4 separate regions of the Homo sapiens genome follow, and all the other regions are linked to region 1. A link is a contact called in ENCODE Hi-C or POLR2A ChIA-PET data. All regions are on one chromosome and are shown on one strand. Each heading gives the region's core, a stretch centred on a gene start or an enhancer-like site at or near the end of the contact. The rest is flanking DNA. Distances are from core to core; before and after follow the strand shown.

Evidence for each region. Hi-C counts contacts between places; a loop is a spot of excess contacts on that map. ChIA-PET counts read pairs that join two places held with the same protein, here RNA polymerase II (POLR2A). Pooled maps may share reads with other maps.
Region 2: a loop to region 1 is called in a map of HepG2, with 4 times the contacts of the local background. The contact joins two enhancer-like sites. A Hi-C loop is called at or near these places in 1 of 168 maps with a recorded cell type or tissue (HepG2), 11 of 37 single-sample maps with no recorded cell type and 11 of 50 pooled maps. POLR2A ChIA-PET finds 5 or more read pairs at or near these places in 2 of 52 experiments (PC-3 and activated T-cell).
Region 3: a map of Right ventricle myocardium inferior shows a loop between it and region 1 (4-fold over the local background). The contact joins two enhancer-like sites. A Hi-C loop is called at or near these places in 5 of 168 maps with a recorded cell type or tissue (PC-3, PC-9, Right ventricle myocardium inferior and 2 more) and 9 of 50 pooled maps. POLR2A ChIA-PET finds 5 or more read pairs at or near these places in 2 of 52 experiments (PC-9 and WTC11).
Region 4: a pooled map shows a loop between it and region 1 (4-fold over the local background). The contact joins two enhancer-like sites. A Hi-C loop is called at or near these places in 11 of 37 single-sample maps with no recorded cell type and 11 of 50 pooled maps. POLR2A ChIA-PET finds 5 or more read pairs at or near these places in 5 of 52 experiments (AG04449, activated CD4-positive, alpha-beta T cell, activated CD4-positive, alpha-beta memory T cell and 1 more).

What each region holds. Positions count from the first base shown.
Region 1 is chr4:183,717,646-183,724,125 of GRCh38, reverse strand. No RefSeq gene overlaps it. Among named protein-coding and RNA genes, the nearest start is that of TRAPPC11, 62 kb to the right of the region's middle. RefSeq lists enhancers at 735-784, 182-943 and a silencer at 895-1,424. Within about 2 kb of position 1,250, at least 20 of the 41 ENCODE cell types and tissues checked have a DNase peak (open chromatin) inside an H3K27ac peak, as active enhancers do.
Region 2 is chr4:183,616,378-183,622,857 of GRCh38, reverse strand. No RefSeq gene overlaps it. Among named protein-coding and RNA genes, the nearest start is that of RWDD4, 40 kb to the left of the region's middle. Within about 2 kb of position 3,422, at least 8 of the 41 ENCODE cell types and tissues checked have a DNase peak (open chromatin) inside an H3K27ac peak, as active enhancers do.
Region 3 is chr4:183,828,617-183,835,096 of GRCh38, reverse strand. It overlaps a transcript of STOX2 not described here. Among named protein-coding and RNA genes, the nearest start is that of STOX2, 73 kb to the left of the region's middle. Within about 2 kb of position 4,007, at least 4 of the 41 ENCODE cell types and tissues checked have a DNase peak (open chromatin) inside an H3K27ac peak, as active enhancers do.
Region 4 is chr4:183,633,921-183,640,400 of GRCh38, reverse strand. It overlaps RWDD4 (RWD domain containing 4), which reads left to right. Exons shown (of 8, transcript NM_152682.4): 8 at 1-766. Among named protein-coding and RNA genes, the nearest start is that of RWDD4, 22 kb to the left of the region's middle. Within about 2 kb of position 2,739, at least 9 of the 41 ENCODE cell types and tissues checked have a DNase peak (open chromatin) inside an H3K27ac peak, as active enhancers do.

The sequences.
Region 1 (6,480 bases), core at 1-2,500:
CGCCCAGCCTAGAGTGCAGTGGCACAATCATAGCTCAATGCAGCCTTGACCTCCTGGGCTCCAGCAATCCTCATACCTCAGCCTTTCAAGTAGCCGAGACTACAGGCCCACACCAGCGCCTGGCTAATTTCTTTTTAATTTTTGTAGAGACGAAGTCACGCTTTGTTGCCGAGGCTGATCTTGAACTCCTGGACTCAAGTGATCCTCCTGCCTTGGCCTCCCAAAGTGCTGGGATTATAGGCATGGGCCACAGCCCCCGGCCCAAAAACAGTATTTTTATGCATGATCATTTTCCTTTGGGTTTGTATTTGCATAGTGTCTGTTTTGTTTTGTATTACGAAACAAGATCATTACCGTATTCACTGTTCTGTCCTTGCTTTTTTCTTAACAGTACCTGGTGATCCTTTCCCCACGTTATTATTAAGTACTGAATCTCTTTATGACAGATCTCTGTAATCCAAATACAAGCGATTTAATGAAGGAAGAGAGTCCTTACAAAGAAAGCCATGACTGTCAAGGTTTCAGGCCCCACTGAGAGTGCTGTCATCTGCCAAACCAAACAGAACAGACAGAAGGAGGGGCACCTCGCACCTGCAGTGTGCACGGCACTCACTTCTGGGTAGGAAGCTCCAGGGCACCCGAGTTTGCAGAGGCAACAAAGAGGCGCAGCTGAGAGGCCAGTTGCAGCCAAGAGGCCAGGTGCAACAGGCGCCAGATGCAGCAGACAGGCCAGGCGCAGCAGAGGCCAGATGCAGCAGAGAGGCCAGGTGGGGCAGAGAGGCCAGGTGGGGCAGAGAGGCCAGGTGCAGCAGACAGGCCAGATGCAGCAGAGAGGCCAGGTGCAACCGTAAAGGTTTCACACTGCGGCATCTCCCAGGGCGGCTTTGCAAACCCTCACCGGGCGTTCTGCATTGTGCTTCCGAAAAGCCACAGGAGTTTCCTGCGAACCGCAGCGGCGCGGGTGCAGGTGGCGACAGCCCCTATTGAAGGCCCCTGCAGCGTACGCGTCGGACGGGCTTCCCAAGGCGGGTGCTGGCGGCGGCGGGGCGCACCGTAGTCCTGGTCCCGCCACGGCCGCTCCCTGGCGGCCCCCGCCGGCCGCGTGCCCCAGCCCCAGGGCGCCCGCCTCGCTCGGCGCGCACGAGTTTCTGCAGGTCTCTCCTGCCAGCCTCAGGGGAGCCTCCTCGCGGCGCGGCCCGGCTGGGTTCCGGCTTTAAAACAGAAAGGCTCATTGTCCCGAGGTCCCCTGGCCGGTCTAACCGCTGCGGAAACTCCCCGACGCCCCGCCCCGCGCCGAACGGCCCCGCGGCCTGGCCAGAGAAGCCGAGACCGGGTGCGGGGGCCGGGCGGGCGGGTGAGCCTCGCTAGAGAGGCTGGGCTGGTGTAGGTTTTTTGTTTGTTTGTTTCCTCTTTTGTTTTTTTTTTTTTTTTTTGAGATGAGGTCTCCCTCTGTCGCCCAGGTTGAAGTGCAGTGGCGCGATCTCGGCTCACTGCAACCTCCGCCTCCCGGGTTCAAATGATTCTCGCACCTCAGCCTCCCCAGTAGCTGGGATTACAGATGTCTGCCACCACGCCAGGCTAATTTAATTTTTTATTTTTTATTTTTTTTTTTTGAGACGGAGTCTGGCTCTTTCCCCCAGGCTGGAGTGCAGTGGCGGGATCTCGGCTCACTGCAAGCTCCGCCTCCCGGGTTCACGCCATTCTCCTGCCTCAGCCTCCCGAGTAGCTGGGACTACAGGCGCCCGCACCACGCCCGGCTAATTTTTTTGTATTTTTAGTAGAGACGGGGTTTCACCGTGTTAGCCAGGATGGTTTGATCTTATGACCTCGTGATCCGCCCGCCTCGGCCTCCCAAAGTGCTGGGATTACAGGCGTGAGCCACCGCGCCCGGCCTAATTTTTGTATTTTTAGTAGAGATGCGGTTTCACCTTGTTGGCCAGGCTGGTCTGGAACTCCTGACCTCAGGTGACCCACCCGCCTTGTCCTCTCAGAGTGCTGGGATTACAGGCGCGCCACCTAGCCTGGCTAATTTTTTTAGCAGAGACGGTTTTTATTTTTAGTAGAGACGGTTTCACCGTGTTGGCCAGTCTGGTCTCGAACTCATGACCTCAAGTGAACCGCCCCCCTCAGCCACTCAAAGTGCTGGGATTACAGGCGTGAGCCGCCGCGCCAGCCTGGGTGGATTTTCTGTGCACGGAAGGGAAGCAGCACCGGAACCCCTCCTGTTCCCCTAAGCACCGTGGACACTGCCCACCTGACAGCGGAGGGGGAGCAGCCGGAAAATAAAATGTCGCAGGGCGCAGTTACGCGTATCTGTTAGTGTTTGTGTGTGGTAAAAGATCTGTCACTCAATGAGTGCCCGTTTTCAAAGAATGAACATAAAATGAACATTTATTAAACATAATTTAATCTCTTCTCCATGTCAGGCCCTTTCACTGATTTCCCAAGGTGACCATTCGGACCATTCGTACATTAATATTGATTTTAAGTTGATAAAGGTTGTGTTTGAAGTTGTCTTCTTGATTTTATCCTTGCAGCTGAAGATACCTTGTGAACTTTACTTTTCAGAGCAGAGCGTCTGAGCGGTGGGCAAGGCACAAAGCGCGAGGGAAGCCGCTGGAGGGAGCTGCTCTCCTGCACGGAGGGCGCAGGCGCCAGCTGCTGCCAACACCACGGGAAAGCCCTCACCCTAACCTTGGACTCCTGACCCCAGGCTCCTAATGCACATCATTATTCCATAAGAACAGGGGAGAAACGGAGAGGGCACGAAGCACAAACACCGAAGCTCTGGGATAACATTAGAGATAGGAGGGCCACCAACTCGTTACACTGAAAATTAAAAATACAGAGGCCGGCCGCTGGGGCTCACTCCTGTAATCTCAGCACTTTCGGAGGCTGAGGCGGGCAGATCACTAGAGCCCAGGGGTTCGAGACCAGCCTGGCCATCCTGGTGAAACCCCGTCTCTACTAAAAATACAAAGATTAGCGGGGCTTGGTGGTGCGCGCCTGTAATCCCAGCTACTCTTGGGAGGCTGAGGCAGGAGAATCACTTGAACCCGGGAGGCGGGGGTTGCAGCGAGCCAAAATCATGCCACTGCACTCCCATCTGGGTGACAGAGTTAGGCTCGTCTCAAAAAAAAAAAAAAAAAAGGAAGAAAATTACAAATAAAGAGAAGGAATTAGGTTATTAAAAATTATCTTTGCTTCCTTGTCTGATGGGCTGAATTAAGAAAAAAAGTTCTCTTTGCTGTAGGAACTATATTGTAGGGTAATTAAATAGACCTAGTGGATGAGGAAAAAAAATTCTCTAAGAATTCCAGTCAATGAATGCAGAATAGCATTCTTTAATTACATTTTGCAACTTCCAATTGAAAAACTTCTAATTTTAAAACATTTAAGTTAAATATACAGTTCAGCTAAACAGCGATCAATGCGTCAATGCAATGAGCGTCATTCAATTCAGACAATTGCATCGATGGCTGTTTAGCTGAACCTTATGATAAAGGAATTAGGCTGCCATCCTCTAAACCCATTGATCAGTCTTACCACGAAAAGCGAGACGAGACAGAAGTGTGGTGATGGGAAATATCACCTATGAAATAGCCTTATTCTGAAAAAAAAAAAAAAAAAGGAAAGATGGAAGGAAGGAGTGAGGGAGAGAGAAGGAGGGTGAAAGGAAGGAAGTAGAGGAGAGAAGAACTGGAGGGAGGATGAGAAGGAGAAAGAATTTGAGCTCAGGCTAGCTTGTAACTCTAACTCCCAGTCCATTGGAAAAACAGTAGATAGAGGAACAAGTTACATAAACACCCTGGGGTTGCAATTAACTAAACCCCGAATGTGGGATATTTTACAAAACAACTGACCCATTTCTTCATCAAGTCAATAGGGGATATAAAGGGGGACGGGACTGTTCTACATGAAATGAAACAATATAATGATGGACCTTGTTTGGATCCATATTCAAACAAGCCAACTGTAAAAAGACTTAGGGAAAATTGAATATGTTATACTAGACAATGTAAAGAAATAATTGATTAGATGTAATAATGCATTGTGGTTGTGTGATTTTAAAAGTCCTTTTCTTTCTGGTGAAATGAGGTAGGGAGGATGGATGGTAGAGGGCAAGGCATTAATGGCTGAAGCTGAGTATAAGCATGGAAGTGTGTAACAGTCTCTACTTTTGTGTCTGTTCGGAAATGGTCACAATAAAAAAGTAAAATGAAATAAAGGATGGCAATCAGAAGTGGAGAGAATATCGTAAATGTAGTCTGACCAAATGGTGTCACTAATACCTTTGATTAAAAAAAAATCAGCTGTTTGATTTTAAAAAGCTATTACGGAGCCCCTCCCATCCTATGACTGAATAATTCCGTATTTCATCTTTTTTTTTTTTTTTTTTTGAGACGGAGTCTCACTCTGTCTCCCAGGCTGGAGTGCAGTGGCATGATCTTGGCTCACTGCAAGCTCCGCCTCCCGGGTTCAGGCCATGCTCCTGCTTCAGCCTCTCCAGTAGCTGGGACTACAGGCACCCGCCACCACACCCGGGTAATTTGTTGTATTTTTAGTAGAGACGGGGTTTCACCGTGTTAGCCAGGATGGTCTCGATCTCCTGACCTCGTGATCCGCCCACCTCGGCCTCCCAAAGTGCTGGGATTACAGGCCTGAGCCACCGCGCCTGGCCTATTTCATCTTGAATAAAGGGTTTATGAACTGTTCCTGTTAAATTTGGCATTTGGAATTCAGTCCTTTGTTGAGATAGTGATTTTGAATTATTCTCCAAGATCAAATATTTTTTCAGACTACGGTTCTTCAAGCTGATGAGCATTACCAAAAAGAAGACCAGCTTCCTCCAAAAGCTCCGGGAGAGAAGCCCTGCTCTGCAGAGGTGCAGGGAGACAGCAGCAAGCGCGCTTGCATTTTTAAGTGAGTTTCATCCCCTGCTCACCATTCTCTTATCACTGAATATCTAAGGAAGAAAAAAATAAAGGTTAGGTTTACTCAACAGTGGACAAGTCTGTCTATGTTCAAAGCACTGGCATGCCAGGGTGCCGCAGGGGTGCATGCCAACAGTCCCTTTCATCACCTGGAAAGCTCTTCCTTGATCTGTTTATTTTACAAACGTTTCTATGTCCTCCAAAATCCAGTTCACATAACATTATCTGTTCATGGATGATGGAAATGCATTCCCACACAACAAAAGCACAGAATCATTTTATTATGAACACAAAAACAAAAACAACTCCAATGTCAATGTCCCTCCTTGAGGAAGCCCTACCTCCCCGCAGCTTCCTCCTCATACTCTATAATAAAGTTAATCCTTCCCTGGGGCTCCTGTCTACCTTGTATCCTTTGTTATTTTTTTATTATGGAAATTTCCAGACATACCCAAAAGGAGAGTGAATGGCAAAGCCCCCAGGCCCACCCATCTTTAATGTTATCAACATTTTTCAAATCTTGTTTCATCCATTTCTCTCCAATCTGGTTATTTTGTTTCTTTTCAGGTATGTTAAAGGAAATCCCAGACATCCCATCACTTACTAGTCTTGTGCCCATTTCCATGGCACTGACCACACTGTGTCAGAACCTGCTGCCGTGGCAGTGTCTCCTGCTGGACCACTGGTCTTCAGGAATAGGGATTCCTTTATGGCCACAGCAACCAGCCCACAAACTGGCCCACAGTAGGCCCACAGTAAATACTTGGAATAAATTTGTGTAATTGAGGGCAATAGATTTACTGTCACAGAATGAAAGAATTTTTTTTTTTTTTTTTTTTTTTTTTAGAGACAGGCTCTCTGTCGCCCAGGCTGGAGTGCAGTGGTGCAATCATGACTCACTGCGGCCCCACGTCCTGGGTTCAAGTGATCCTCCTGCCTCAGCCTCCAGAGTAGCAGGGGGGCACCACCACTCCTGGCTAATTTTTCTGTTTTGTGTGGAGACAGGGGCTTGCTAGCCCAGGCTGGTCTCAAACTCCTAGCCTCAAGCGATCCTTACCTCTCAGACTCCCAAAATTTTGGGATTAGAGGCTTCAGCCATGGAGACCCAGGCATGGAAAGATCTTAATTCATAAAAATGCCTAGTACTTCAGGCATACATAATTTAGCTCAAGACAAATTTATTTAGGACTAAGCCCTGGCAGCATTAGAATGGTGGCTGTGTAGTGTTGCGGCCTCTGCAGGACAGTACCTTGATGACAGTCCCAGCTCTACTCCCACTTGCCATGTCACTGGGTACAGCAGATTTTGTTTTCCAAAGATGGAGGCAATAATACCTCCTGTCCTGTACCTTCTGGATGAGGCCATTTCCCCCTCAAGAGGTGACATTTATAGTTTGTGTTCCCTCCCCTTGAATCTGGGTGGACTGTGACCCTAGCAGTGACATTATGTGTTATTGAAGGCAAGGTCAAAAAAGGTGATGCAGCTTCCCTTGCTGGTTCCATTCTCACTGGAGGTTTGAGCTGCCAGGTAAGCAGTCCAGCCACCT
Region 2 (6,480 bases), core at 2,173-4,672, 100 kb after region 1:
CAGACTGGAGTGCAGTGGCTCAATCTTGGCTCACCTGCAACCTCTGCCTCCCGGGTTCCAGCGATTCTCCTGCCTCAGCCTCCAGAGTAGCTGGGATTACAGGCACATGCCACCACATCTGGCTAATTTTTGTATATTTAGTAGAGATGGAGTTTCACCATGTTGGCCAGGCTGGTCTTGAATTCTTGACCTTAGGTGATCTGCCTGCCTCAGCCTCCCAAAGTGCTGGGATTACAGGTGTGAGCCACCGTGCCCAGCCTCCCATATATTTACTTTACTGTTCTCCTTTTCTGCCTCTCTCCCAATGTATTTCTCTCTCTATCTCTCTCTATACACGTACATATATACAGTAATCCCCCCTTATCGGCAATTTTACTTTCTGTGGATTCAGTTGCCTGCGTCAACTGGGGTTTGACAATATTTTGAGAGAGAGTGAGAGACCACATTCGCATAACTTTTATGACAGTATATTGTTATAATTGTTCTTTTTATTAACTATTGTTGCTAATCTCTTACTGTGCCATGTTTCTAAACTGACTTTTACCACAGGTGTTCCCATACAGGAAAAATATAGTATACGCATGGATTGGTTCCAGACATCCGCTGGAGATCTTGGACTGTAAGAGGGAATTACATATTTCTGAACCATCTGAGAGATAGCTGGAGACACTATGCCCCTTTACTCCTGAACACTACAGTGCATACTTCCTAAAAACAAGAATGTTATTTTCTGTAACCACAGTGCAATGACCAAAATCAGGAAGTTAACATGAATACAGTAGTATTTCCTAATATACAAGACTTTTCAGATGTTATCATTTTTCTTAAATACCTTTATGGCAAAAGAAAAAAAGAGTTTTTTGGTTTCTTTTTTCTGCTCAGTGATCTTATCTAGGCTCAAATTTGTACCTGTCATCATGTCTCTTTGGTCTTTAATCTGGAACACTTCCTAAATCTTTCTTTGTCTTGGAAGCCCTTGACATTTTGGACAGCACAGGCCAGATGCTTTTGTAGAGTGTTTCTGAGTCTGGGGTTGCCTGTTCTTCCTCATTAGATCCAGATTCAGTATTTTCGGCAGGGACATCTCAGAAGTAGTAGTGAGTCCTCAGTGTATCCCATCAGGGGGCACAAGATATCTACTTTTCCCATTACTGGTGATGTTACCTTTGAATGCTTGGTTAAGGTAGCGTCTGCCGTTTCTCCACTGTAAAGTTACTATTTTTTATCTTTATAATTAATAAATACTTATAAGGAGACACTTTGGTGTCATAAAAATCTCTTGTCTCCTATCCAACCTGCTAGTTTCTTTGCTGACTCTTCCATAAAACAATTATGTCTACAACAATAGACAAGTGGTGATGTTCGATGTTCGAATTCCATTATTCCCTCTGCATTCATTTGTTGGCATTCCATGGTACTTCCCATTCTCCTCCACATATTAATTGACATCAGTACAGACTATTTCTTTTTTTTTTTTTTTTTTTTTTTGAGACAGTCTCGCTCTTGTTGCCCAAGCTGGAGTGCAATGGCGCGATCTCAGCTCACTGCAACCTCTGCCTCCTGGGTTCAAGTGATTCTCCTGCCTCAGCCTCCCAAGAAGCTAGGATTACAGGCATGTGCCACCACGCCTGGCTAATTTTTTGTATTTTTAGTAGAAACAGTGTTTCACTATGTTAGTCAGGCTGGTCTCGAACTCCTGACCTCAAGTGATCCACCCACCTCAGCCTCCCAAAGTGCTGGGATTACAGACGTGAGCCACCTCGCCCGGCCAGTGCAGACTATTTTCATGCTGGGTTAATTCTGTAATCCATTTATCATTACTTATTTTGCTGCTCAATTTCTCTCAGATTTGTCCAGTAAATGCCACATCAGGCTAGCACATCTGTCCTTTGACAGGTCCCCATGATGCTTAATTCTTTACTTTCTGCACAGCAATACTCACAAGGTTGTTTCTTAATGAGTTATTGGACAAAATCCTAAAATGTGGCTCCATGAAAACAGTTTTCTGGAGTGCCAAGACTCTGTGATCCAGAAACACTGCTATGGGCTTGCTTGATTCCAAGCTAAAACTCAAATAAATTATAGAGATGGGCATCCTTCCACCAATCCTCCGTAAATATTGCTTCTCCTAAGCAGGCTTTTTCTTTTCTTTTTTCTGCCCATTTCTGGTGTAAACAGGCTTTTTATGAAACCTGGACACCAGACAATTCAAGACTTTGTTTCCTGCCAAAGGTCAGCAACACTGTCCAATGTAACTTTTTGCAATGATGGAAGTGTCCTTTAGCTGTGTTCCCTGATAAAGTAGCCACTAGCCACATGTGGCTATTGACCACTTGAAATGTGGCTAGGGTGACGGAAGAACTAACTGTTCATTTAAACTAGTAAATTGTAATTTTCATTTACATAACCACATGTGGCTAGTGGCTGCCTTATTGGATACACAGGTCTAGAGGGAAGGTTTGCTATGGTGTTGATAGAGGATGGATTGAAATATAATAAAGATGAAATAATGAAATGTAGCCCTAAATGATTAAACAGTTAGAGAGTTCTGTGGCATTATTGAACATACACCACTTAAGTAGTTTGTATTTATTGCATTATTTAAACAGTAAATTGTAAAAGTACCACACTCCATTGAGGCCACTCGTAATTTGTGACAACATCATCACAGCGTTAGCTGATGGGATATTTGTCCCTGTTGTGTTTTTTTTTTTTTTTTTTTTTTTTGAGACGGAGTCTCACTCTGTTGCCCAGGCTGGAGTATAGTGGCGCCATCTCGGCTCACTGCAACCTCCGCCTCCCAGGTTCAAGCAAATTCTCCTGCCTCAGCCTCCCAAGTAGCTGGGACTACAGGCACGTGCCACCATGCCCAGCTAATTTTTGTATTTTATAGTAGAGACGGCGTTTCACCGTGTTGGCCAGGCCGGTCTTGAACTCCTGACTTCAGGTGATCCGCCCGCCTCCGCCTCCAAAAGCGCTGGGATTACAGGCGTGAGCCACCGCGCCTGGCCGTCCCTGTGTTTTTTCTTGCACGCAGATCATCTAAAAATTATTTCAAATCAGTAACATCTTTGGGCAATGATGAGGGAGGGGGACGGAAAAAACAAGCCCTATTTTATGTTCCCTCAACAATCTAAATGTTACTTAAGCTATGCTTTGTTTATGGTTGTCTGTATACTTTGTGGAAAGACAAACAGGACAGTCTGACCCTGAAGATATGGGTTGCCTGGCAACAATCTAAATGGGACCAGAACCTCCCCCCTCCCCCTGCAGGAGGGGCTGTGCCCAAATGGAACTTCTCACAAGGTCAACAGGTGCTGGCAACAGGCTCTCCAGACAGCGAACTGCCTGAACAGCTGTCACCTAAGCCCAGCCTGCCCGATGCCCAAGCAGACATTTTGTTCCCCCTGGCAAGGCCACTCGGGTTTGCCCTTTAAAAAGAGAACCCAAATGAGTGGGGGCGGGGCCTTGAGGCCTTTCCTTGCAGTCCGGGGCTGTCTTAGTCCAACTAGCCGGACCCAAGCGTCCCTCCGCAGAGGTCTGAGGGGTGGAGACTGATCTTGCGGCATCTCTGCGTGTGAGTGCCAGCCTGCACCAAAAGACGCACTGTTGTCTGCCCAAACCCTTTCAGTGACGCGTTTTGTAAAAATCATCTATGTTTTCCCCCAAATAGCTGTCATCAGTGAAAAGCATCAAAGAAAATCCAATATATGACCACAGAAGAGATAATGCAAAAACTAAAACTGTTCCAAAATAATGCAATAAATATGTTTTCTAACACATGCAAATCAATTTTCTAATAAGATTTGTATGTATGTGTTAGCAAACCTTTATTAGGAACTAAGAGTTAATTCAATGTTAGTTAAACAGTGTGTAGGAAATACTAAGTCAAACTTCTGGAAGTGATTGCGAAAGAAAATCAATGTTTCTTTGAAAACAGATAGTTACAGAGACAGTGATGGTTCATTATGTCTCAACTTGGCTTGGCTGTGGGGCCCAGCTGCTTGGTTAAACACTAACTTGGATGTTGCTGTGAAGGTATTGTGTAGATGTGATTGATACGTACAATCAGCTGACTCTGAGTAAAGTAGATTATCCTCTTGAATGTGGGTGAGCTTCATGCAATCAGCTGAAGGCTTTCAGAGCGGAGACTGAGCCTTTCCCGAGAAAAAAGGAATTCTGCCTCGAGCCTGCAGCACAGAAACTCTGAGTGAGTTTCCGGAGGGCTTGGCCTGCTTTGCAGATTTCGGACTCGAGACGGTAACATCAACTCCTGCCTGAATTTCCAACCTGTGGGCCTGTCCTAGAGATTTCAGACTTGCCGGCCTCCTCAATTACTTGAGCAATTCTTTAAAATCTCTCTCGCTGTCTCTTTGTATGTGTATGTATACATACACACATACATATATATCTCTTATTGGTTCTGTTTCTCCAGAGAACCCTGACTGATACGATTATTTATTCTATTAAGCATTTTACAGAAGTTATTTGAGCAAGAAATGTTTAACAGCTGAGTTTTTCTTTTTCTTTTTTTTCTTTTTTTTTTTTTGAGATGGAGCCTCGCTGTGTCACCAGGCTGGTGTGCAGTGGTGCGATCTCGGCTCACCGGAACCTCCGCCTCCCGGGTTCAAGTGATTCTCCTGCCTCAGCCTCCCGAGTAGGTGGGACTACAGGCGCCCGCCACCACGCCGGGCTAATTTTTTGTATTTTTTAGTAGAGACGGGGTTTCACCGTGTTAGTCAGGATGGTCTGGATCTCCTGATCTTGTGATCTAACCACCTCTGCCTCCCAAAGTGCTGGGATTACAGGCGTGAGCCACTGTGCCCGGCCTCTATATTTACTCTTACTGTAAATGTCATGAGTCAAAGAAATTCCTCAACTGCACTTGGTCACTTGTTTCAATGTCAAAATATATTTAATGTAATTTTGTCTGAAAGTCTAATTTGACTTTATTTTACTGTCATCTGAACATATTCTCTCTTATTTTCCACTCAATGTGAAGATTAAAGTCTCAATCTCTGTGGACTATACAGTAAAGGAATTAAGCCATATGTAATACTACCTTTTCCAGCCAACAGTAATTATCTTAATCAAATTTAGGATAATATGATATTTGGATGATTTCACATTTAGTTCTAAGTAGTAGTATTTAAGAAAAAAACAGGCTGGGCCCAGTGGCTCATGCCTGTAATCCCAGCACTTTGGGAGGCCAAGGTGAGTGGATCATTTGAGCTCAGGAGTTCGAGACCAACCTAGGCAACATGGTGAAACCCCGTCTCTACAAAAGACACAAAAATTATCCCGGTGTGGTAGTGCAGCCCTGTGGTCCCAGCTGCTCAGGAGGCTGAGGCAGGAGGATAGCTTGAGCCTAGGGTGGTCAAGGCTGCTTTGAGCCAAGATCAGGCCACTCTGTACTCCAGCCTGGGTGACAGAGCCAGACTGACCTTGAAAAAAAAGAAAGAGGAAGGAAAGAAAGAAAGAAGAAAGGAAGGAAGGAAGGGGAGGGAAGGGGAGGGAAGGAAGGGAAGGAAGGAAGGAGACAGAAAGAGAGAGAGGAAGGAAGGAAGGAAAAGAAAGAAAAAGAGAAGAAGGAAGGAACAAAAAGAAAGAGAAAGAAAAGAAAGGAAGGAAAGGAGGGAGGGAGGAAGGGAGGGAAAAGAAAGAGGAAGGAGGGAGGGGAAAAAAAGAAAGAAAAATAAAAGAAAAAAAGTAGGGCTTAGTGGCAGTCCCTGTATTGTTTTCACCTGGCAGGCCGCGTAGTGTGAGGAGAGTGGAGGGGTCTGGCCAGGAGGGGAGACTGAACACACACAAGAGGGATTAGTCCAATAGTGAAACATATTGAAAGTGGTGGGAGTCAGGCTTTTCATTGTTGGAAATGAGCTGCAGGGTGAATGATAAGACAACTAATCTGAACCTTATGGTGTTGGATTGGAATTAAAGGCATTGGTGCAAACTCATGGTTTTGAATATATAGATAAGGGTCGGGTGCAGTGGCTCACACCTGCCTTTAATCCCAACATTTTGGGAGGCCAAGGTCGGAGGATCACTTAAGGCCAGGAGTTTGAGACCAGCCTGGGCAACACAGTGAGGTCCCTTCTTTACAAAAAAATTAAGAATTAGCCAGGTGTGGTGGTGCACACCTGTAGTTCCAGCTACTTGGGAGGCTAAGGTGGGAGGATCGCTTGAGCCCAGGAGGTTGAGGCTGCAGTAAGCCAAGATCGTGCCACTGCATTCCAGCCTGGGTGACAGAATGACACCATGTCTCAAAAAAATTATATAGATAAATAAAGATATAATATATTATACAAATATGTGTCTATATTATGTATAATATGTAGATTTAAATGCAGATGAGTGTGTATAATCCTGGATTATGGGGGGGAGGTCCCCAATGTGGTCACAAGGGCGCTTACACAAAGCAGCCATGAGGAGCAGAATCAGAGAGAGGATAAACGGATGAAAGCAGAGGTCAGAGAGGAG
Region 3 (6,480 bases), core at 2,758-5,257, 110 kb before region 1:
ATTGTTAAGAAGAGGAGCTAGAATTCAATCTCACCTATGCTCTCCTTCAAGACACTATGTTTCCTCTCCACGACACTGTATTGCATCAAACTCTAAAGATCTTCTGCTCTGTGCATCCTTCCTATCCACCCCAGCCCCAACATCGGAAATTCTTGGCTCATCCACAGGTTCCCCAGAGCACCTGGCCCACATCTCACTGCTTCAGTAACCTTGGATCACAAAGATTACCTGTCTCTTCCACTGTAAACTTGAAGTTTCTTGAGGTAGGAATCTCAGTTCCTAGCACAGTACCTGACACAGAGTAAGTGCTAAATATTGCTTCTTGAATGAATAAATGGAATGAATGAATGCGTCACACTGAAATTCAAGGCAAGCAGCTAATGTTCAAGAGACTTTGTGTTCTCTTTGCCTAATATGACTATCATTGTAAGACCAAAAGAACATGGAATAGGCACGGATCTTCATGACTATTCTGAGCGACAACTGGGGAATATATAGAATGTAGAGCCAACAGCCTTCCTTCCCTTATATAAATGCACAGAACCTGCGTGTTCCATGCCACTGACTCACACGAGCCAAGACGGCAGCCTGGGAGCCATTCCAACTCCGCACCTCTCCCACCTCCACTCCACCTCCTGCTTGTGCAGACTGTAGGAATTGTGTTAACCTCTCACAACAAAGATTGCCAGGTTGCCAGCAGATCCGGGCTGCTCTGGCTGGGGAAAATAAGCCACAAACAAGGTAGTCACAGGTTGATCAACTGCCTAACAGGCTGCACGGTGCAAAACTTCAGAGATCCAAAACGGTCTGTGTGAAGCATGGGAATATTTAGAAACCCATTAATTCAAAACACATTGATTACTACAATATTTTGGGACCATGCCAGGCTGTGACAGAGAAACAAAAGGAAGATCAATGAATGCTTTACTGCTGATGGAATGCTCCTCTCCTGGGAAGCAAGTAACACTGCTGTAGCCATTCTATAGATGGAGAAGCTGAGGCTTGAAGAGATCCAATGGCTTGCCAGAAGAGGCTGGCTCTAAGGAGGAGAAATACACTCATGCCTGGATTTTGTGACAACACCTTCTCACATTCTTTTTTTTTTTTTTTTTTTTGAGACGGAGTCTCACTCTGTCGCCCAGGCTGGAGTGCAGTGGCGGGATCTCGGCTCACTGCAAGCTCCGCCTCCCGGGTTCACGCCATTCTCCTGCCTCAGCCTCCCAAGTAGCTGGGACTACAGGCGCCTGCCACCACGCCCGGCTAATTTTTGTATTTTTAGTAGAGACGGGGTTTCACCGTTTTTAGCCGGGATGGTCTCGATCTCCTGACCTCGTGATCCGCCCGCCTCGGCCTCCCAAAGTGCTGGGATTACAGGCGTGAGCCACCGCGCCCGGCCCTTCTCACATTCTTTCTACCTGCTTTGGTGAAACTCTGGTATGCTTGGAATGAAAAAAAAAAAAAACTCCTGCAGAAATATAAAAGCCTGTATCATTTTCATCAGCCCCGATCCCGCCTTGCCAACGCTATTTCTCTGTTGCGACCACTTGAAACCATTTCTTCTGACATACCACTGTTTGCATTTGGATTTTTTCAGAATGTCTCCTCTCTAACCTGAAGGTCTTAAAGGGTGGGATATAGAGAAGAGATTAAGGAATGTTTGATCTTTTATGTGGGGAAATATCCAGGCTATGAACTTACCTGGGGAAATAACTTTTTAAGAGTAATTCAAAAACCCCCACCAGTTTCATCATTACCAAGCAGAGTTAGACATTCTTTGATGATGCCAGACCTAAGCGTTCTGCTAAGTAACCACGAAGGGAATCCTGACAGGTCACACCATAATCATGGGGCAGGTTGCAAAGCACAAACGCTCCTACAAAATCAGGAAGAGTCTGGACTTGACTTCTTGCAAGCGGTTATTAGGCAATAAAAAAAGAACTGTCACTGAATTTAGAAAGACGATTAAGAACTGAGTGTATCAATGTTCAAACTCACTGAACCATGTCCATTTCACAGGGGAAATTTCAGGTAGACCATCGCCATGGATAATCCATATTTGGTAACAAATTAGCAAAATATTCTTAATAGCTGACTAATACTCCTATTGGAGATTGAAAAACATCAGCATGCTGTAACAGGTTTTGACGGAATCTGTAGTGTTTGGTCTGCAGAGGTGAAGTTAAAAGGAGACATCACTGTTCCTTAAATATACATGAAGGGATTGTGTATAAAGTTTACCTCATCTTTTTAATTGAGCCGAGAGTCAGAGGAAGAGCCTAACGACAGTAAGGGTAAGAGCCAGTTATAGGCTGGGTGTGGTGGCTCACGCCTCTAATCCCAGCACTTTGGGAGGCCAAGGCAGGCGGATCACTTGAGGTCAGGAGTTCAAGACCAGCCTGGCCAACATGGTAAAACCTGTCTCTACTAAAAATACAAAAATTAGCCGGGCATGGTGGCAGGCACCTGTAATCCCAGTTACTTGGGAGGCTGAGGCAGGAGAATCGCTTGAACCCAGGAGGCAGAGATTGCAGTGAGCCGAGATCATGCCACTGCATTCCAGCCTGGGTGACAGAGCAAGACTCCGTCTCAAAAAAAAAAAAAAAAAAAAAAGAGTCGGTTATAGGCTACTAAGAAGCTGCAGAATCTAGCTTTCTAGAGTTTTAAAAAACTGGATGAAGTATTACATTCCTTAGATAATTTCAAGAGTCTTCTCTAACAGAGATAAGCATACAACTAGGAGCCAAAATGGGGTTAGTAATATTTAGAGTCCCTGCTTTCAGAAACAAATAGAAATGAATGAGCTCCAGGGCCAGGTGTGGTGGCTCCTGCCTATAATCCCAGCACTTTGGAAGGCCATGGTGGGCGGACCACCTGAGATCAGGAGTTCGAGACCAGCCTGGCCAACATGGTGAAACCCTGTCTCTACCAAAAATACAAAAATTAGCCGGGCATGGTGACGGGCACTTGTAATCCCAGCTACTCAGGAGGCTGAGGCAGGAGAATCACTTGAACCTAGCAGGCAGAGGTTGCAGTGAGCCAAGATCACTCCATTGCACTCCAGCCTAGGCAACAAGAGTGAAACTCTGTCTCAAAAAAAAAAAAAAAAAGAAGAAGAAGAAGAAATGAATGAACTGCAGAATTCACCAGAAGAAGCTTCAGGGAGGGGCCGAGAAGGGGACTAAAGCCTGGAAACAGGAAAAATTGGGCAGAGCTGTCCCAGGAGAGAAAAGAGGAAGTACAAAGCCTCGGAAATGAGACCAGGGCGTGTTTACAGCCACCTAGACAGAAACTAAGGCAGATAAGCTTAACAAAATTTATTTATCTATGTATTTACTTTTAGTGTTTTTTGTCTATATCCGTGGGGTACAAGTGCATTTTGCTACCTGATCTATTGCTTCGTGGTGGTCAGGGCCCTCAGCGCATCCATCACTGACTAAATTTATTTTTAAGAATTATACAGCACAGCAGATTTTTTATAAACTAGAAGTTGATTAATTGTTTACTGTACCACAAAATTCTAATACCTAGCAAAATATTTCTAGACCATTCTTTTCGCAATTATTTAAGTCTGATATTCACCAAAAAAAAAAAAAATGTACATAGTTCTAAACTTTCCATCAGGGTTTTCTAATGTTCATGAACTAATGTTCATGGTCCCCACAATTATTTGTGTTTTCTGGTACTGCCTAACCATCTGTTTCCTGATTGGAGCTGCAATTTGGCAACGTTTATAACGTAAGATTCCAAGTTCAAGGCAAACTTGGGGGCGGAAATGAAGAAAGGCAAAAGAGCCAAGCTTCTTTCCTGCCACAATTTTCCTTACATGTGTGCAATTTCTGTGGGTGTGTTCTGTACAGGACAACCTTTTTAACCTACTGTATCCTGCCTTTCAAATCGTCTTCTCTCCTGTAGACCTTTAGCAATAAACAACTCTCACTGAAATCTTCCATCCCCCCACCATCCCCCCTCACGCCTCCACACCCACCAGGAAGGAGAAAAGCCAACACCCTCCAAGCCAGCTGCTCAGGCCCGGAGTTCGGTCCCATGTAGTGCTTGGCCATCTCCGCCGAGGACTAACCCAGAATCCCAGGATTCTTCTACCACCAGCCTAGGAAGGATCTAAACACCAAAGCCTGCAACTTTGAAACTGAAAACTGTTCAATCATATACAGCTAGCCAAAAAAAAAAAAAAAATTCTAAAAATGCAGACCTGCCTGTTACAACCTCTGAAAACGTTTTGCACAGCATTCTTCCCCAGTCTTCCCCTATTGGTGTGGATCAGGTGACCCTGAAACCGGAACAAGTGTCCTATTGTTGGAGGAGGGCCCTTAATGACTACTTTTCAGCTGACAGTGAAGTTCATGACTAATTTCTTTTCAATGAGCCATTGGCCTATGATGAAAGGTATGTTTTCATCCCAGCTAATTTCAACCAACAGATATACCCTATATCACCCTCAGATATACCCTCAGCTAACTGCCACACAAGGAGTGACTACTAGCCAGGCCAGACCAGCCCTGGGCACATCAAAAGGGCAGGGTCAAAGGTAAAGCCAGCCTGGGGTCATGGCTAAGGTCAAAGGATAAGAACCCTCATGACCATCTCTCCCAGCCCTGGCACAGAGGACTTCACTGGACTCCCTCCTTCCCACAGAAGGACACAGCTGTAGTTGCATTTTATCACCCAGTGGAATTCAGAAAACAAGATAACACCCATAGTAGCAAACTCTCAGTGCACCTAGAATGTAATTCAGTCGACTGAGAGTGTAAAAACCCCATGTGCTTGCACTTGGCCAATGAGGGGGAATTCTTTTAATTATAGTTAGAACAGTATGTTACTCCTAGCCCAATTTTCTACTGTGTGCAAGGAAAGCAGGTTAGCAGAAAAGCAAGTAACAACGCACCAGGTGACCCTAGATACCTTGTTGGGGGGGATGTGAAATTAGTTCTGCTCAGACACTGGAAATAGCCCTACCTCCCTGAGACACTGTGCTCAGGGCCACATAAAAATCCATTGACAGCCCAGAAATAGTCACAATCAGCATAACTTCAGCAACAATGCAGTAAAGATCTAAAGGATTCGCCGATTCTACCCCATCACTCATACCTGCAAGAAGAGGGAGCAGGCCCAGTAATGGCCATCTTCAGCATTCCATGAGGAAATGTCTCTGAAACACCCAGCACACACAGCAGATGCTCAGTAAGTGTTCACTTTTCTTCGTGTCTCTTTGGGAGTGTAAGTTCCTTGGCCAGGAGAGGAGAATTACTCTGTTTCATTTCCAACACATAACAGAAAATCTAATTATAAAGTTCATTACAATCAGGATCCATTAGGTGCATCTGGTTGCAAGTAACAGAAACCGCAAGTCGAGCTGGCTTAAAATTACAGGGAACGTATTGACTCACTATCTGTGAACTCCTGAGGTGGGGCTGGAATTGAAGGCCTTGGCCCATGGCTAAGACAATGTGACCAAGGGCTGATTTTCACAAGAAATTTAAAGTGTACTGTGTTACCTATGCTGGTGACTGACAGTTTAATACAAAGACATGAGGGAGACGTGCCACCAAATGCAAAGGGAATGAGGAGCATTAAATAATCTGGCGCATAGAAGTCTTCTAGTTATGTATAACAGTACCCTAGATTCTGGGGGTTGGAAAGGCCTGCAAGTGTGACAAAGACAAACAAATGACAAGGGACTAGAAGTTGCAACAAAAAGAGAAAGGAAACGGCTTTTTTCCACGTTCTGTCTTTTCTTTCTGCTACTACTGCAACTCACAATCCCACCAGTCTTAAAGAATGTTGAATGTAGAGATGAATGTTTTTAATTTTTCCAAAATAAGAATGTGTATGTTTCAAAGAATAGCAGATTAACTAAATGCCTCAAATATAATTTCTCTCATCAAAGAAAAAGATGATAGATTTTTAAAAACAAAAGACCACTTTCTTTGGATAGGAAAAGAGCAAAAGTTTATTTCTAAATTCTCTTGTTTCTTAATGCTAATTGGCAAAATATCTGTGGAGAAAATTAGTCAACTTTATAAATGTTGCCATAAAACAGCTGAAATCAGCAAATTGCTAATCTCCCGGTTGGCACCCAAGCCAAACTGCTTTCCTTCTTCTGCCTGTTACAACTTAAATCTACCTGACAAAACACATGTGTCTGCAGCACCAGGTCTGGCGTCCGTGGTAGGTTTTTTACAAGGTACCCATGATTCTCTGTCTAGTTTTAAAGTGTGATCTTGGTTAAATACAGAAAAAAACTCCATCAGGCTCAAGGTACATCACAATACTCCACTTTGAATTTGGCAAGGTCCCCCAAACAAAGTGATGAATAATTTCAAAGCAAACAGAAGTATTTCACAGAAGTTCATTTTTTCAGTTATCTGAATGCTGGCTCATTTGTCAAGACATTTTCAGTACCAAGAGCCAGCCTGAATAATAAAAGCATGTACCTAAAAACTTAAATCTGTCGCCTCTGGG
Region 4 (6,480 bases), core at 1,490-3,989, 85 kb after region 1:
ATTGGTCTAGTTGTGCCAAGAAAAGTTTCTGATGTTTATGTGTGATGTACAGTGATTTTGTATATGCGCCCAGCTTTAAGAACACATAAAACTATTACGTCTGGTAGGAAGATTGTTAGTGCCTCAAGTTACACCTGTGCAGCTTGGGTCTGAGTTTTGATAGAACAGTAAACATTTAAAGAAGTTAAGAGCAGTTTGAGCTGTATCCGCGGTTTTTACTCGTTAACTGACTTCAGCTAAATAGTTTGAATTATAGAGTAAGTATAATTACAGCAAAGGAGTTAATCTCATTTTCAAAGCTGTTTCTCATTTTATTTCTTGAATTAATGTAGAGCAAAACATGTTAAAATTCAGGACCACTGGAATATGGCAACTTATGTTTCAGGGTTGTGTGTGGGTAGTATTTGTGGTTGTATTGGTTTGTTTTTTGTTTTTGGAGAAACATCTGCTAGTGGAATAAAATACTTTGTTTTGCTCTGAAGAGACTGAAATTGTTCAGGCTTATTATGGCTCATAGATTACAGAGAATGATGCTAGTTACATGCCAATGAACTATTTTTACTCTTTTTATATGAAATGTAAAAATTTGTAGGGGTTCTGGTGATGGTGGTACCTCTTATTACCTTATGTAAAACACTTGAACAGCCTCATCAATATTGCCGTCATCTGTTTAACACTCCCAGTATATTTTCTCAATGTCTGTTTACTTAAAATTTTGTGGAGTGACATAATTAATAAGCAATAAAGTCTGAATTATACACAGCGATTTTTCTACACATTTTATTTCAGATCACTTCAGAGAGAATTGTTGATTTTATAAATCTGCATGGCCTTATGGTGCAAGATGTACCCTCCTACTAGAAACTATTCAAAATGTTGGATTAAAAAATGTTTTTCAAATGAGCTCACAGGAGAAAAGGAATGCCTAGAGGCCAAAAAATTCAGTGAAAGTTGGAACCTAGAGGTTAAGGACAGCTTTAGTTTTCAGCTTCAAGGGCCCAGAAGACAAGAGATGAAGGCCAGGATCAGCCTAGGTTAGGGAGTCATACCCCCGACACATCTGTAAGACTGAGGCCCATCCTCCAGTGCGAGCCCTGAGGAAATTTCTGTCTTGGAACTGGTTCTGGATGGAAGAGTAAAATATAAGTATATACATATATATACACATATATAAGTATGGATACACACACACTCCTGACAGTTTGTGCCCCCAAGTTACCTCACACTTGGATTTCAGCCCAAATTCCTCCCCCTATGTATGATTTTAAAACAGACAAAACCTCAAGCCAATATCTTAGTTGAACCAAATCAGTAGGGGCTCTAGGTAACTGTTAGAAATGAACACACATCTCTGTTCTTTCAGAACTCAACTTGAACCCAGACCACCAGTGAGGTGCCCCATAAAGAGTTTATGGAATGTGTCCTCACAGTCAAAAATCACAATACATAAAAGCAAGGCATGAGAGCCTGCCCAAAAATCTTAGGGGAACAGGAGCCACAAGGGTATAGTGATACTCTACAGACTCAAAGTGTGTTTTAAATAAATAAACTGAATGGGGAACAAGACAATTATCAGAAGATTTGAAAACCAAAGAGAACTTCTTGAAATGAAAAAATTGAAATTGAATTTAAAGATGACAAATACACTTGCAGTGAACCTTGACAAATCTGATATGTTTAAATATCCTATGGAATGAAACGGGTACTGGCCGGCACTTTGGATTTTCTCTTTTTGATTGCAGCATTAGAATCATTCCACACCGTTTTGTCACAGGCCACAGCTTTTTTTTATTTGTTGCTTGATTCAAGCTTTCACCAAGCCCTGCTTGGTACTGTAGATGTGCCTAACCCTGGATCTTGGAATTTTTTCGGAGGGTTTTTCTTTTCTTTTTTTTTTTTTTTTTTTGTAGAGAGATAGGGTCTTGCTCTGTCACCCAGGCTGGAGTGCAGTGGCACGATCATAACTCACTGCAGCCTCCCCAGGACCTAGGCTCCCGAGTAACCAGGACTCCAGATTCCCAGAAGAGAGCAGTATTGAGGATTCGGCCAGTGTTTCCAGAGGGCTGGCTGTGATTGCTTTAACCATAAATTTGGCAGGGTGTGGTGGCTCACTCCTGTAATCACAGCACTTTGGGAGGCCGAGGCAGGCAGATCACTTGAGGCCAGGAGTTCAAGACCAGCCTGGCCAACATAGCAAAACCCCATCTCTACTAAAAATACAAAAAAACTAGCTGTGCGTGGTGACAGGCACCTGTAATCCCAGCTACTCAGGAGGTTGAGGCATGAGAATCGCTTGAACCCGGGAGATGGAGGTTGTGGTGAGCAGAGATCACACCATTGCACTCCAGCCTGGGCAACAGAGCAAGACCCTGTCTCAAAAATAAATAATAAATATAAAAGTCATGCTATGTAGTAACAATAGAGATTTGTGTTTGCGTGTTTTTACCTTTGAATATTCCAGAGTGAAAACAGAACAAGAGGGATTGGACATCTAAGATTCAAAATTTCAGTATTTTCAGTTAATGTGACAAAAAAATAAGTAATATGTAACCCAGAGTGATTTTCAAATTTGTGTTCCTTTAGTGAGGAAATTAATTAGGGGTCTTTACTAACATTTTTTAATGGAATGGGAGACAATAGAATTGAACAGAAAATACCAGCATGCACTACCTGTTGTAAGAGGGTTTTTTTTCCCTGTGAAAACTTTAGTTTGGGGTGTGCATGTATGGGTACTGAGTCACTATGTAAAGTTTATTAAAATGAGTCATGAAAAAAGTGTGAAAGCCACTGATCAGAGCACGCGAAAGATGAAACGACTTTTATATGAAGATTGTTAATTTTCAGAGGCACAAAATGTGCCTTTCAAAGGGCTAAGGACTTTTATCATTGATTTTTGCATTATTCCTGAAGATCAATTAAGTAAAGCTACATTGCACAATATGAGGAGAGGAGCAAGTGTTTGATTGAGAATGAGATCTTTAATGACTTTGTAAATTTGTAATAATGAAAATTCTTGCATGATAATTTTTGCTTATATGAAGAGCTGAGAACATTTTAAGAGGCAATGCCTGAATAAATAAGTAATTTTAATAGCCTTAATTTCTCACTAATGAGAACCAAAAATAAGAAAATTATTTTAACTTTCCCATTTCTAGAGGAATACCATTTTTGCTTGCTGAGCTTCCTGTATAAATCTAGTTTCCAGAATAAATTGTCGTAATAGGTTGATTGTGGTGATACAGTAAGGCAGGAAGCGTCCCCACCCCTGCCCGTTTTCTGTTTGTTATTGCTGGCACCTGGGAAGTTTTAAGTGATCTTGCCTGTTTGGCTGCAGCCTTCTGGATCTATAATAGGTCCTTTTCTCTGCCTGCCACGAAGTCTGGCCTGTTGGGAAACTATTCTTGATATTTTAAATAACAAACTACGTCTATGCTCTGTTGTTAGTGAAAGAGAATCCAGCTTAGAAAAGAAGGAAACTGTTGGGGAGTGGAGGGGGGGATGCAGATTTAAAATATTTTGCTTCATAATTGGGTGATTAGAAATCAACCTTAAAAGTTTAACACTGGGGCAGTTTTTAGAGTACACAAAGCAATCGGGGAAAATCTTTGTGTTTAACATGGCGGTGGAATTGACTAAGGAGGAAGCTTTTCCTCCTAACTGCTCCGGCTCTTCATTCTCCTGCTCCTACGGCAAGAAGACGCTGCATGCCATATGTTTGTTTTTACAGAGGGCAGTAGGTGTTCTGCATTGCTTACAGTCAGTCTCATCTGTGAAGGAACATACGAAGATTTGGACCCTGGAGCCTACGGGAGATTTTCATCTCTGAGGCTTCTTCGCAGAAAGCCAACACTTTAGCTTTCATATTCTCTTCACTATCCTTTGTATTACTAAAATCACACTTTTTTCAAATATCTACGCAACAGTATGATTATTTTTAAAACACAAAACTATTGGCCTGGTGTGGTGGCTCATGCCTGTAATCCCAGCACTTTGGAAGGCCAAGGCGGGAGGATCAGCTGAGGTCAGGAGTTCGAGACCAGCCTGGCCAACATGGTGAAACCCCATCGCTACTAAAAATAAAAAATTAGCTGGGTGGCCTGCAGTCCCAGCTACTCAGGATGCTGAGGCAGGAGAATCGCTTGAACCCAGGAGGCAGAGGTTGCAGTGAGCCGAGTTTGTGCCTCTGCACTCCAGCCTGGGTGACAGAGACAGACTCCGTCTCAAAAAACAAAAACAAAAAAACTATCAAACCTTTTCCTCCCCCTTCTGTTTTTCTGAAGATCGCTAAACCTACCATTGTCACTTTGCCATTTCACTTGATAAATTACACTAACAAAATATTCTTTACCTCCCACGGGCATCTCACAAATTTTAAATTGATAGATGTTAGTTTTTTTTGTTTGAAATTCTCATGATAACTGAGGAATCATGCAGTTTTGGTTATAAGAATGTCCGTCCATCTGCTGAAGGAAAGCTGAACTCCCGCTGCATGCTGACAAATACCATCTGTTACATTTTTCCGTTGGTTTCTATATTTTTCTTTTTATATGTCAGTGTTTTAAAATTTCTTATTTTTTATTTTTATCAAAGTCATACATGTAGATAGTTTTAGAAGGCAAGTAGTTCTGCAGGGCTTTTAATTTTGTAAAAAAAAGATCTTTTTCCCTTCTCTCACAATCTCCACCCCGCGGGGGTAACTAGTTTCGGCTACTTTTAGCGTGAACTAGTCTCTAAGGCCATAGACTCCTGCTAGCTCTGGCCCTCCCCTCGTCTTCCCCAACATGATCCTGCCTGTGGCCTTTGTTCTGGCTGTTTCCTCTGCTCCAAGTCTGCTTTTTACTGAGTGAGGCGGAAAGCCTTCAGAGGGTATGTATTGAGCGGAGGAGTGAGGGGATCTGACTTGTGTGTTGAGAATAGGCAAGCAAGAGGGAAGGCAGGAAGGCCAGTTAGGAAGCTGTTGAGGAAGTGGGTGAAGAATGACGATTCCTTGACAAGGGTGGGAGGTGGGAGTGGGTGAGAAGCGGTCAGTTTCTGGATATATAGTGAAGGAACTGCTGACGGGCTTGCTGGTGAATCCAACGAAGGATGTGGGAGAGCTAGAGGCATCGAAGCTAACTCCAAATTGGATTTTAGCCTAAGCAATTGAAAAAAAATCAATTGATAATGATACTAGTTTTGTTTAACTGATCCTATAAATAAGGCAATCCTATAAATAAGTAAGGTAATCCCAGTGAAACTGCAACTGGATTTTTAAAAGAAAGAAAAGCTGACTCCAAAGTTCTTAAGGAAAACTAAGCATACCAGAATAGACAAAAAAAAAAAATTTTTTTTCAAAAACAGTGATGATGTGAGTTTAGTTCTTTCAATTAGTCAAACATGGCCCAGCGCAGTGGCTCAGCCTGTAATCCCAGCACTCTGGGAGGCCGAGGCGGGCGGATCACTGGGTCTGGAAATCAAGACCAGCCTGGCCAACAATAATGAAACCCCGTCTCTACTAAAATACAAAAATTAGCTGAGTGTGGTCGTACACACCTGTAGTCCTAACTACTTGGGAGACTGAGGTAGGGGAATTGCTTAAACCGGGGAGGTGGAGATTGCAGTGAGCCGAGGTCACACCACTGCACTCCAGCCTGGCGACAGAGCAAGACTCCATCTCAAAAAAAATAAAAATAAAATTTAGTCAAACATTTCCAGCAGCAAGAATTAAAGTGATACTGTGCTGATACCTGCTCAGATCAATGAAAGAAAATAGAGCCCAGAAATAGACCTAAATATATATATATGAGAAAATTTAATATGCAGTTTCTTCAATGTATGGTATTGGAGAACCAAAGAGCCACTGGGGGAAAAAGGAAAGGTACTCCTATCTCACTCTTAACATCGCAGTAAATTCAGAGAGATGAAAAAAACTTTTAAAATAAAATGGATTTGTAATCCCAGCATTTCGAGAGGCCAGGATGGGAGGATTGCTTCAGCATAGTAGTTTAAGACCAGCCTGGGAAACATAGTGAGACCTCCATCTCTACGAAAAATTTTAAAAATTAGCCTGGTGTGGTTGCATGTGCCTGTAGTCCCAGCTACTCAGGTGGCTGAGGTGGGAGGATCGCCTGAGCTGGGAAGGTCAAGGCTGTAGTGAATCTGTGATCATGCCCGTGTGTTCCAGCCTGGACAACAGAGCAACACCCTGTCTCAAAAAAAAAAAAAAAAAAAAAAAGAAAGAAAAGAAAAGAAATGGAGATTTTAAAAATAGTTTCAGGATGAGACAACCTTCCCAAAGTATGACACAAGACTCTGAAGCCATAAAGAAAATGTTACATTTGATGACATAAATGTAAAAAATTGTGCGTGGAAAAAATTGCATAAATAAAACTAAGAAAAAGTACTTTTAGTATACTTATACATAAAAAACTCTTAGATGTGACAGTTTCAGAAAAGGAAATGTAAATTTATGTTAAACAAAAGGACACACCCTCATCACAA